Regions from separate parts of the Mus musculus genome. Here region 2 is linked to region 1. A link is a contact called in ENCODE Hi-C or POLR2A ChIA-PET data. All regions are on one chromosome and are shown on one strand. The core of a region is the stretch at or near the end of the contact, and the rest is flanking DNA. Distances in the headings are between cores, read along the strand shown.

Evidence for each region. A loop is a pair of places that touch in the nucleus more often than their neighbours do. ChIA-PET counts read pairs that join two places held with the same protein, here RNA polymerase II (POLR2A).
Region 2: a loop to region 1 is called in a map of heart, with 4 times the contacts of the local background. The contact joins the promoter of Khdrbs1 here to the promoter of Tmem39b in region 1. A Hi-C loop is called at or near these places in 14 of 37 maps with a recorded cell type or tissue (T-helper 1 cell, adrenal gland, gastrocnemius and 3 more). POLR2A ChIA-PET finds 5 or more read pairs at or near these places in 5 of 5 experiments (Patski and embryonic stem cell).

What each region holds. Positions count from the first base shown.
Region 1 is chr4:129,693,234-129,699,790 of GRCm38, reverse strand. It overlaps Tmem39b (transmembrane protein 39b), which reads left to right and starts at 2,946. Exons shown (of 9, transcript NM_199305.2): 1 at 2,946-3,076; 2 at 5,779-5,905; 3 at 6,506-6,557. The coding sequence starts at 3,073.
Region 2 is chr4:129,738,069-129,744,671 of GRCm38, reverse strand. It overlaps Khdrbs1 (KH domain containing, RNA binding, signal transduction associated 1), which reads left to right and starts at 2,369. Exons shown (of 9, transcript NM_011317.4): 1 at 2,369-2,893. The coding sequence starts at 2,512.

The DNA.
Region 1 (6,557 bases), core at 1,697-4,196:
GATTCATAAACATTACCAACTCCACAGGCAGTTACCAGATTCAAGAGATGTTTCATCCCGTATGGTACAAACACACTTTACAAACCAACAAAAGACCATGCTAGAGATTAATCCCAGGGCCTTCCAACAGACACTGGACCATTCAACAAAACTTACTCATCTCAGAAACCAGGTCTGACCCCTCCTAGGAAGTTGTTTTCATACTATCCTCTGCCTACTGCTAAAAGGGATCGTTCAAAACATCCTGTTTCTTCATTCAGGTGTAGCAATTTGTTATCTCTGTCCCCAGGATATAGCAGTAACTGAAAATATGGCTAGGTGTCACCCACATTCCCGCAGATGGCCCGGCTTTGGTGTATGTTTGGCGCTCACAGAGACTGGAGGAGAGCATCAAATCCCCTATACTGGATGCACAGACCCTTGTGACCTGCTGTGTATGGGTGTTGGGAATTGGGTTTGGGTCCTCTAGACTCTGCTAAGTTGTGCTAACCAGTGAGCCATCTCTCTGGCAATTTTCTGTGTTACTGTGTGTGTGAGGTGAGGTGCCAGTGCCCTCTGAGACCAGCGACAGGATCTCCTCCTGTATCCTAGTTAGGTTTCTATTGCTATGATAAACACCAGGACCAGCCAGGCATGGTGGCACACGCCTTTAATCCCAGCACTTGGGAGGCAGAGGCAGGTGGATTTCTGAGTTTGAGGTCTGTAGAGTGAGTTCCAGGACAGCCAGGGCTACACAGAGAAACCCTGTCTTGAAACAAACAAACAAAAACCACCAGGACCAAGAGTAGCATGGTAAAGCGATTTCTTTCATTGTAAAGTTATGGTTTCTCATGAAGAGAAGTCAGCAGGAATCTGGAGTCAGAAACTGAAGCAGAGGCCATGCGGAGAGGTGGCACTACCCACAGTGGGCTGAGCCCTCCCACATCAGTCATTAAGAAAATGCCTGCATGCTTGCCTATTGGCCAGGCTGATGGATGCAGTTGTCATCCCCACATTACTTACCCTCCTTTTTACTTCTTAAACATATCAGGCTGAATGTCCTTGCATTATTCCTCTGTCTAGAATCTTCCCTCTCCCCCAGATACTTCCTCTGACTCATTTCAAGGAAGCCTGCTTTCTTTCCCCATCCTATTTAAACCTGCATCTGGACACTCCCGTTTTTCCTTTCATCCTGCTTTCTCTTCTAATATACTACTAGGGGCTAATATACTACAGAATTTACTAATTTTCATGTCTGTCTGCCCTTATAATTTAAAATCTGTAAAATCTATAAATATCTTCTAATTTGTTTGATTAATATGTGTCAAGCATTATGATAACCTGTGAAGTCACCAGACAATTAAAATTGCTTGTGAGGAGCCGGTGTCATGGTCGTGGTGCTCGCATTTAATCCTAGCACTTGGGAGTTAGAGGCTGGTGGGTCTCTCCTTTCGAGGCCAGCCTAGTTTACAAAGTGAGTTTCAGGACAGCCAGGGCTACACAGTGAAAACTTGTCAAACAAAACAACAGCAGGGCTGGCTTGATGGCTCAGTGGGTAAGAGCACTTACTGCTCTTCTGAAGGTCTTGAGTTCAAATCCTAGCAACCACATGTGGCTCACAACCACCTGTAATGAGATCTGACGCCCTCTCCTGGTGTGTCTGAAGTCAGCTACAGTGTACTTATATATAATAATAAATCTTTGGGCCCCAGTGAGGGGGGTTGACTGGTGCGAGCACAGGTCCTAAAAATTCAATTCCCAACAACCACTTGAAGGCTCACAACCATCTTTACAGCTACAGTGTACTCACATAAAATTAAAAAAAAACTTAACAATAATATAAAGATTGCTTATGAGGCTGAGAATATAACTGAATGATAGAACACTTGCCTAGCCTGTATGAGGCCCTAATTTTAATCTCCTACCCTCACCCCCATAGACTGCTTATTAGTCTTGCAAGGGAAGAAATTACACTAACAATAACAGTAGCTACTTGCTTCCTCTGTTAAGTGTTTGCCAAACATGATGGCTAACACTGATTAAAACAGGTACTACATGGATTGTCTCATTTAATCTTCCATGCCTACAAGATAATTTGTGCTTGCATTAGGTTTGATTTCCATCCCTGAATAAATCTGTCATAGTGAGAGTAATAATTCCGACACTATGAAGCAGGATCAGAAATTCAAGGACATCCTCTAATCCATAGCAAATTCAAGGACAGCCCAGGCTACCAGAGGCTCTGTCTTAAAAACCAAAATCAAAGGGCTGGCGAGATATCTCAGCAAGTAAAGGTTCTTGTAGCCAAGCCCGATAGCCTACGTGTTAGGCTACATGGTAGAAGAACCAGTACTACTACCAGTTGTCTTCCCAAGTCCACTGCTCTGCGCATCCCTCCCTCTCTCCGGCACACCAAATTCTAAAATGTTAAGAACCCTAATAGGCGGTTATTATTAATACCCATTAACACTATTTCGAAATTTGAAAATGGCAGGCACAGGTTCTTAGCTAAGGTGGTGGCAGTGAAATCAACAGTGGAGAACATGAGAATCAAACATGAGAAATGGATAGAGTTTAGGGTCATCAAGATGAGGCCAAAAATTGGATATAGAGTTTTGGAGGAAAGGGGAAGTGACTCGTAGATTTTGACTGGGGTGGGCCAAAGCACACTAAAGCCTAAGAGTTCTGAAAGCCCAGTTTGGGACTCGCTGAGTATGAGGTGACTGTGTTGTACAAAAACAGGACTTCACTAGAGGCAAAAGGCCGCTCTGGTGTCCTCCTCTAAGTCAGAACAGGGTGAAGAAACACGGGAGGTGGGTTCGCCCGCTCCAGAATCTCTTGAGCAGCAGCTGCGGGAAAGGCGTGGGGAAAGGCAAGACAAAGAGCGTTAGCACAGCTTTTGTCCAAACGGCCCCTTTAAGAAGCGCGCTCCCGACTCCCAGCCCGCCTAGCATGCAAATTGAGCAGCCGGAGGGAGCGTGCGGCTGATACCCGGCCCGGGCTGCGGCGGTTAGTCCTCTCTCGGCCGCCGTCGCCTCCGACATATTGCCCGCAGGAGCTGCGGCGGTGAGCGGAGAGCGCCGGGGGAAGGAGATGGGTGAGCAGAGCTGGCTGGGCTCGTTCGGGGGTCGCGGGATAGCGGGGAGCCTGGCTGCGAACTGCCTCCCCACGCGGACCGGAGTCGCGGGCAGGGGGAGGGGGAGGGGAAGGGACGCGGCGCAGGCGGGACCCCGCCCCTCCGGTCCTGAGGGGGCGGGTCACCGCTTGGTAGGCGGAGCTTCCAAAAGGGAGAGGGGCTCGGAGGGGCTCAGGCTTTCTTTGGGGCACACAATTCTCCTGTCTGCAGATGGGGGCCGGGCACTCTGGTGGGAGGGGCTGAGAGCTTAGGGTTCGCCTTTTGTGATTGCCGGTGGGGGAGAGAATTTTCTGGACTATAGGGGTTTACACTGAGAGCGGTGGGGCCGCAGGGACACCTAGCCCACCAAGGGAGTCCATTCCGATTCAAGCTTCCAGTCCTAGAGAGCATTGCCCGGCTTGTGGGCGGGGTCTTGGGGTTGACAGTTGTGTGTGGGCGGGGTTTCTGGGCTAGGGGCTTTATGTGGGTGCCGAGCTTCTAAAAGATAGTGGGTGTGGGCAGAGTTCCTGGGCTGAGGGTGTGTGTTGGGGGGGGGGGTTCTAAACCAAACCAAATATAACAGCGTGTGAACAAAGCTTCCGGTTTGGGGCTTGAAGTCAGCTTTCTGGACATGCATATTGTGAAGAGCTGTCAGAAAACCTTCAGAGATAGGAAAGCTTGGGCACCGTGTGTATGAATGGAGGCTACTGTGTTGCTGTGAGGAAGTTGAGGAAGTTATAACTTCGATTAAGGGTTTGGGAGCTAAGTGCAGGATGCTGCCTAGGATCTTAGGCTAGACTACTAAGCTTAGGGAATATAGTTTTGTAAAATCTTAAGTTTGAGATTCCCAACCACAGCGCTCTTTCTAAGGCCATTCTGACGTTAAGGCCAGGCCGTGGGTCATTGAGTTAGATCTCAGGGCCCTGGAGGGAAAACTTGTCTCAAACCTGACCAGATTGTAGCGTCTGGAGACTCAGATCCAGATAAAATCCAGCAAATACCAGCGCTGAGCAGCTCAGGACTCAGGCTCTGAAAATCTTACCAAACTGGTCCAGTGAACCGGATTAAGGGAACTGGCAGTAAAAATAACAGTCTGGTAGCACATGCCTGTCATCCTGTCATCCTAGCATTTGGGAGACTGAGGCAGGTGGGTTGTGAGTTTGAGGCTATTCTGTGCTACTTAGTCGCTTAAAATGTGAATTCACGCCTGGCGTGGTGGCGCACTTCTTTAATCCCAGCACTCAGGAGGCAGAGGCAGGCAGATTTCTGAGTTCGAGGCCAGCCTGGTCTACAGAGTGAGTTCCAGGACAGCCAGGGTTACACAGAGAATCCCTATCTTAAAACAAAACAAAACAAAACAAAACAAAACAAAAGATAATCTCAGAGAGTGAATTGTGGGAAAAAAAGGTAGAAGCCTGGCAGGTGCAATAACCCACCTGTAATCAGTCCCAGTACCGGGGAGGCAAAGCTGGAACCCTGAGGCCAATCAGTTAGTGAAATAGTGAGCTCTGAATTCAGAAAGAACCTTGGTAAGCAAAGAGCACAAAGGAAAAGACATTGACTGGGCAGTGGTGGCTCACATCTTTAGCCTCAGCACTTGGCATCCAGAGGCAAGCAGATCTCTGAGTTCAAGGCCAGCCAAGACTACAGAGTGAGTTCCAGGAGAGCCAGGGCTACACAGAGAAACCCTGTCTCAAAAAAACCAAAAAATGAAAAAGAAGGGTTGGGAGGCTGGAGAGATGGCTCAGTGGTTAAGAGCACTGACTGCTCTTCCAGAGGTCCTGAGTTCAGTTCCCAGCAACCACATGGTGGCTCATGACCATCTGTAGTGGGATCTCATGTTCTTTTGTGGTATGTCTGAAGACAGGGACAGTGTTCTCTTTTTTTTTTTTTTTTTAAAGATTTATTTATTTATTACATGTAAGTACACTGTAGCTGTCTTCAGACACACCAGAAGAGGGCATCAGATCTCGTTACAGATGGTTGTGAGCCACCATGTGGTTGCTGGGATTTGAACTCTGGACCTTCGGAAGAGCAGTCGGGTGCTCTTACCCACTGAGCCATCTCACCAGCCCCGACAGTCTTCTCTTATACATAAAAGAAATAAAACTAAAAAGAAAATAAAAAGTGTTGGGAAGATAGCTTAGTTCTGAATGTGCTTGCCACACAAGCGTGAGAACCTGAGTTTGGTCCCCAGACCCTATGTAAAAGGTAGGTGTGATGGCCTGAGCTTGTAATCCCAGTGCTGTGAGGCCTGAGACCCGAGGATTGCTGGGGCTCACCAGCCAGCCAGCCTGACCTACCTGCCAAGTCCCAGGCCAATGAGAGGTATTGTTTGGAAGTGACAGGAGCAAGGACAAGGTAGAACTATGCACACCTGAGTCCAACTCCACATGCACCATGGACAAGTCACACAAGAGGTGACGAGTGTGCTTACTGGAGAGGGAGGGCCATGGCTACCTGGAGCTCTGAGTAGGGTGGGAATAGCTCCTGGGAGGTTTGAATGAGAAAATGAAATGCATGAGCCCAAGGCAGGCCTTATCAACATAGCAAGTTCCAGGACAGCCAGGCTTCCATAAAGAGACCCTGTCTCAAAAAACAAACTGAAGAAGGAAGGAAGGAAGACACGGAAATACCAGTTAACTAAGATAGCACTACTGTCATCCTTGGTATATGGCCTACAGGAGGACGAAGAGGTCCCAACAGGACATCTTACTATCGAAACCCGCTCTGTGAGCCAGGATCATCAGGGGCCTCTGGTGGAGGCCACTCTTCTAGTGCATCCGTGAGCAGCGTCCGTTCTCGAAGCAGGTAAGCCACCTCTATGTCTCACCCCTTCCTGTCAGAGTGTGGACCAAGCTGTCCCTTTCTGGATTTTAGGACAGACTATCTTACATGCCTGGTGGGGCTGGAGGGGACCAGAGTGAGCCCTGAGGTTGGTCACTGAGAGATGCCATGAGGTTCTATAGAAGCAACCATGCTCTTGTTCCCGTTGAGGTTCTACTGCAGACTTACTGATGGTGCACAGGTTACCATCTGCCTCTGGCCCTCCTTTTCCATATTTGTAAAGCAAGCCTCGTAATTCCCTTCTGGGATGTATGGGAAGAAGACCTCGTCGTTTTGAGGGGTTATTTTTGTTTGTTTGTTTGTTTTGTCTTTTTTGAGGCAGGGTTCCTCTGTGTAGCCCTGGCTGTCCTGGAACTCACTCTGTAGCCCAGGCTGGCCTTGAACTCAGAAATCCGCCTGCCTCTGCCTCCCAAGTGCTGGGATAAAAGGCGTGCGCCACCACGTCCGGCTCCTTTTGAGGTTTTTATCACATCCTTTTCTGGTGTACCACTATTGTATGTTCCAGAAGCTTCTCCTGGTCGGGTTCCCTGGTTAGCTCCTGCAGTCACTATTTCCCGCTTGCAGGACCACTTCTGGGACGGGCCTCTCCAGCCCTCCGCTGGCCGCGCAGACCGTT
Region 2 (6,603 bases), core at 1,120-3,619, 45 kb before region 1:
AATCCGCCTGTCTCTGCCTCCCTAGTGCTGGGATTGGCTACTTATAAAAATTTTAAGTTATGTTTAGATCTTTATTTTTGTGTGTGTATGTGTACATTTTGTTTCATGGCACATGTGTAGATCTGAGGACAACTTTTGAGAGTCAGTTTTTTCCTCCCACTGTGTAGTCTTGGAGATCGACTCAGATCTTCAGGCCTGAAGATGATTTAACCAGCTCAGACATCTTGACATCTCAGCCTCAGACTTTTTTTTTTTTTTTTAAAAACTTCTCTTTTTTATTTTTTATTTATTATATGTAAGTACACTGTAGCTGTCTTCAGACACTCCAGAAGAGGGAGTGTCAGATCTTGTTACAGATGGTTGTGAACCACTATGTGGTTGCTGGGATTTGAACTCTGGATCTTCGGAAGAGCAGTCGGGTGCTCTTACCCACTGAGCCATCTCACCAGCCCAGCCTCAGACTTTTAATGGGATTTAATTTGGGTTCCATCTGCATACAGTACCCTAGGATGAAGAGATCTTAGAGACTGTGCCCTGGTCCTTACAGCAGTACTATCTGTCTCATGGTGATTTATGTCTTGTTATTCCAGTATTCTGAAGATTAAGACTGAGTTGTTTTGAGTTCAAAGCCACTCTGGGTTAGAGAGTGAGTCACTGACTCTGCAGTGAAAACACGTGTTAAGGAAAAATGAAAGTATTTGTCTTTTTGAAAGAGTGCAGGGGGATCCCTTGTGAAGGACCAGCATTCAGAGCAGGAGTACTAGGAGCTCTGAGAACTAGGCAGCCAACATGGGCTAAGGACTGGCCCTGGAGTCACCGTTTTACAGAATAAACAGAAGGTGGCAACAAAACAATTCAGTCTAACAGGTGCTAGGACTGCAGTTTGTCAGAGACCTAATATAAGATGCTTCTTAGTTTGTTTTTGGGGGACAGGGTGGCCTGTCCTAGGTGGCCTGTAGCTGTGCTGTGTATGTAGGCCAGACTTGTCTCAAACATGAGGTAATTCTGTGGCTTTTCCTCCTCAGCGCTAGGATGCATAACCACCTCATCCCCTTAGTATGGCTGGACATGAAGGCCTCTATGTGCAAGTAGAGGTCAGAAAACTTGGGAGAGCTGGTTCTCTCCTATTTTGGGCCTGGGGCTAGAACTCAGGTTGATAATAGTCCCCTCCACCCCCAACGAAATAAGCTAATTCAAGAATAATTTTTTTTAAAAAGGCATATCTATTTGGAAATGGGTTCCCGGGTGAGTCCACCAGCCTCAGAGGTCGGGGGCAGAGTATGGCTGGTACTTTTTTGATAGATTGTAGGCGAAGAAAATGACAAGTCTACCACAAGCTGGGCTTGTGCCCAGGTATGGTCATCTAGGGTGGGGCTTGGGTGGCTGGTGACTAAAGATGAGGATTAGTACAGTCAGGAATTCAGGACTGGATTTTTTGGCGCCTTTTTGTGTTCTGAGGCTTTCTGAGTAGGCGGGGTTGGAAGGAGAGAGAGAGAGAAAATTTGGAATTTACCGGGGATGAGTGGGTGGGGAACAAGCCAACAAGCCGGGGACTCCAAAAACAGGTGATAAGCAGCATTACCAGTTGACCCGACCCCAAATGCATCTTTTAATAATTCTCTCACTAGTTTTGAACCTGCTCTAATGGAAATCTTGCCGACTGACTTCCTGGATGCCCTACTTGGGTATGGAGGGAGCCCTTTTCTTCCGGTCTTTGCGTCTCTGACTGACCCCTTCGACTCCTTCTGAGTTTCAGTTCTGCAACACACAGCATTCCCCATTCCTGGCTTCCCTTTCGCACACTCATCACTTATCTCTGGGTCAGCCTCCTCCCTCCCACCACGCCCGCCCGCATCCCCATCTTCCCATCCCGTTCGCTCGCGCAGTCTTTCCCTCTCTTCCGGCTTCACTTGGCTCTAACCCTCGCGTCCCCCTCTCTCCAGAAGCGTTCTTTTCATTTCCCGGTTGGAGGGGCGGCCCCCGATTCCACTCCGGGGCACCGCTCCCTCGGGGACCTCCCCAGGCTCGGCCGTTGAAGGAGGCGTGGCGCACGAATAACAGGTCTCCTGCCGCACACTCCGCGGGCCCGAGCGCAGACAAAGACATTCCACGGCGCCCGCCCCCTCCGCGCACTCCGCCCGGGGGAGGGGGAGGGGAGACACGTGTACCGCTAGCGCCGGGTCACGTGGAAAAGAAAAAGAAATGAAGGAAGGCGGCGGGCGCCCGCGCAGGCGCCCTAAGCTCGGAGCCCAAGCGGGGAGGCGACGTCTTCAGTCGGCGCAGGCGCCGTGGTCCAACTGGGGACTTTGTTCTCCGCGGAGAAACTCAAGGGCGGTGCCGGTAGGCGCCTGCGCACGCGCGCCGCCTCATTTCCGGTGCTCTCTCGCTGGGTCGCTCGGGTCGGCTTCGGTCGCTGTCGCTCCTGTTCTTCCACCCCCGCCAACCGCCGCTCGGGCCTCAGCTGCCGCCGCGTCGCTTCCTCGCTCGTTCGCTCGCCACCCATCATCCCCGATGCAGCGCCGGGACGATCCTGCCTCGCGCCTCACCCGGTCCTCGGGCCGCAGCTGCTCCAAGGACCCGTCAGGTGCCCACCCCTCGGTGCGTCTGACCCCGTCTCGGCCGTCGCCGCTTCCTCACCGGCCCCGGGGAGGGGGAGGTGGGCCCAGAGGAGGCGCTCGGGCCTCGCCCGCCACCCAGCCGCCGCCGCTGCTGCCTCCCTCCACCCCTGGTCCCGACGCGACGGTGGTGGGTTCCGCGCCGACCCCGCTGCTGCCCCCGTCAGCCACAGCCGCGGTCAAGATGGAGCCGGAGAATAAGTACCTGCCTGAACTCATGGCCGAGAAGGACTCGCTCGACCCGTCCTTCACTCACGCCATGCAGCTGCTGTCCGTAGGTAAGCGGTTCTTGGCGGGTCCTCTGGGTCTCCCGGTCCTGACTGTGGGTGGCCGCCGCTTTGTTCTTGCTCCCACCCCCTCGGAGCCCGGGCATCGAGAGTTGTCATCTCGACCTGGCCTTCGAGATTCTGCACCCACAGTCCCACCCGGGCTCAGGGTGTAAGGGAAGATTTCTGAGCCACGGACGAGGCCCGAAGAGGACTCGCGATCTCAGAGCGCGGAGAGCTTGATGGATAGTACCGTGCTCCCGCCCCCTTCTCCTCCCGTAGTAGTTGCCCCGCGCGCCAAGGGCCGGCTCTTAACAGAAATGAACCTATTTCTCCCCGCTTTCCCAAAGAGGAAACATTTGGGGGGGGGAATCGCGGGTGATGGAGACCTGGGGTGTAAGGTAGAGATAGCCGGAATGCCGGTCCCGCACAGCGCATCTACGGAGCGGGGCGGGATTTAGCGGGAACTCGGGTTTAAGTTCATTAGAGGTCGGGGCGACGAGAGAATCCGTGAGCTTGAGGTTTTCTCAAGCCAAGCTTTCCATTTCGGCCTGTCGAGTAAGAATTGCTGCAGACCCGGATGGTTTCTCTGTTTTATTTTGAAATGTGTTTCTGAAGTTATGCAAAAGTGTGTGTGTGTGTGGGGGGGGGGTTGTGATAGCCCAGGAGACCGTAGAAAGAAATGATAGAGGGAGGTAAGGGGCGGCAGGCAGGTTCTTTTGCGTGAGATGAACGAGAAATTGGTCTTTTTGTTTTAGTTTTTGCTGGAGTAGAGATAGTTTAAGAATGGTAGTCTTTGTTCTCTGATTGTAGACTATGGAGCTCTCTTCTCCGGACTTGAGCGACTTAGATATTTTTCCTTATTCAAACCGCCGCCTGTTGTTAGACATGGTTTTAGTATTTTTTATGATATCGAATTTTTTTTTTTTTTTGATTTTGGTTTTTCGATACAGGGTTTCTGTATAGCCCTGGCTGTCTTGGAACTCACTTTGTAGACCAGGCTGGCCTCGAACTCAGAAATTCGCCTGCCTCTGCCTCCCGAGTGCTGGGATTAAAGGCGTGCGCCACCACTGCCCGGCTGATATCTAATTTTTATTAAGCATCTAATACCCACAGTCTGTCCTACTGGTTGAATAGTTGGACTGTTGAGGGGCTGATGGAACCTTGTCACCAGACAAAAACTGGGAAGGTTGAGCGGATTCAGAAACCCTACTCTGAACCTGGAACACTTGACCAAGACACCCCATGAGTCAGTCACACGGGGTGTTAAACCCCCCCCCCAACACCTGAAGGCCCTCCCTCCACATGCAGATGTAGCATCCCTAACTTCTCCGACCAAGCCAATAGAAAGCATCTGCTTTTAGATCCCACCCCACCCCAAAATGTATATTAGACCCTAGCCACAAGGAATAAAGGTTATTTCATCAAAGACTGCCTGAGAGCTTCAGAATTCTCCCCCCTCTCCTTTGGAGAGCAATGCTCCAGAGCCCCCAGATCTCCTCTGATAGCGTCCAGTACACAGAGCATTGCACTCTGGCCAGAACGATATCGTGGACAGTTCATTGTGAAAGAGCACTATCTAATGGAGAGACAAATCAGCCTTTAAGAGCACTGTCTGCTCTTCCACAGGGGTTCAGTTCCCAGCACCCACATCAGAAGGCTTTCAGACACCTGTAACTTCAGTACTGGGGGATCCTGTTTTTGTTTTCTTTGGTGGTTTTTTTTTTTTTTTTTTTTTTTTTTTGGTTTCTCTGTATAGCCCTGGCTGTCCTGGAACTCACTTTGTAGACCAGGCTGGCCTCGAACTCAGAAATCCGCCTGCCTCTGCCTCCCAAGTGCTGGGATTAAAGGCGTGCACCACCACGCCCGGCTGTTTTCTTTGTTTTTTTTTGTTGTTGTTGTTTTTTCGAGACAGGGTTTCTCTGTATAGACCTGGCTGTCCTGGAACTCATTTTGTTGACCAGGCTGGCCTCTGCCTCCCAAGTGCTGTGATTAAAGGCATGCACCACCACCACCGGCCTGATGTTATCTTATGTCCTACACAGGTACTCAAAATACAAAGCTGAAAAGAAATAAAAGGAATATACCATTTTCCCTTCATCTGCTCTCTGTTTCCCAGCATTGTTGAAGGGGATTTACCGTTTGTATAATGCAAAAAGGTCACGGATCTACAATGACTTAAAGACCTGCTTTTCTTTCCAGTCAAATATGAAAACAGCAAATAAGGGCCTTTGAAGCACAGTAAACAAAACCTGTGGTCAGTGAATAGAAACATCAACTCTGTGCATGTCAGCTTGGTACCTCTATTCTGTAATACTTGGGCTCTTACGTTTCTGTTCTTTTGTTCTGACAACTTAGTAAAATTTTGATTTTTTTTTTTCCTTTTTTTTCTTTTTTAAAAAAAAAAAGGTCTCAAGTAGCTGAGGCTGGGTACTCTCTGTATAGCCACTGGTGACCTTGAATTTGTGGTCCATTTCCTCGAGGGTTTGGGAAGTGAGCCCCACCACACTCAGTTTGTGCAATGCCTAGGATCAGACATAGTACTCTACTAACTGATTTACAATTTGGGTCATTATTTTTTATATTTTTTTCATACTGGCTTGCAAATAGCAAACACCTGTGTTTGATTGGCACTTCGAATAAGTACCTGCAGACTGAAGAATACCATTATGGTAGAGGTTGACTTGCTAATCTTATTTTTATTTCCTCAAATCTTTACAACCTGTCAGATTAATTGCTGAAGAGTTATGTCAATTTTAAGATGTTAACTTTGGAGAGTGACCCTTAGTGACTTGGTCCTGTGAAATTGACTAAGACTGCGGTGTCATCTCTAAAGTAGTGAGTGTGAGGTCTGTTATATGTAAAATCAGCCAGGTTCCTTTGACCTGTACTCACTAGATAAAATGTCACCATGGTTTTCTTTTGGTATAATTCCTATATATATAAGGCATAATGTGGCCTTTCTGACATCAAGTACGGTGATCATTCTCTTTTTAACGGATTTTTGGGGTTCACAAAAATAGTTTCTTTTTTTCTTTTTCTTTTTTTTTTGACCTAGCTTTATTTTATTTTATTTATTTATTTGTTTTTGTTTTTGTTTTTTTTTTTTTGTTTTTTTTTTTTTTTTGAGACAGGGTTTCTCTGTGTAGCCCGGGCTGTCCTGGAACTCACTTTGTAGACCAGGCTGGCCTCGAACTCAGAAATTCGCCTGCCTCTGCCTCCCAAGTGCCGAGATTAAAGGCGTGCACTACCACGCCAGGCAAAAATACTGTTTCTTAAATGTTTCTTTTAGCTCTGCAGTCAGAGTTTAACTTTGGTGTGGTTACTAAGAGAAAACACTTTAAAGTTGGGTCTTTTTTGCTTTTGCCTTATTTAAATTTATTAATTATTTTCTATGTGCATTGGTGTTTTGCCTGCATGTCTGACTGTGAGGTTGTCACATCCCCTGGTCATGGAGTTAAAGACCAATGTGAGCTGCCATCTGGGTGCTGGGAATTGAACCCAGGTTCTTTGAAAGAGCAGGCAGTGCTCTTAACTGCTGAGCCATCTTCCTGGCCCCAGTTTTTGTTTTTGTTTGTTTTTGAGCTAGGGTCTAACAATGTAGACTAGGCTGTCTTCAAACTTAGATCCACCTGCCTCTGCCTCTGGATGGCTGAGAAGACAATCCTATTACCATTACAGATGAGAGATAGAGGTACACAGATAATAGTTGACTAAGTTAA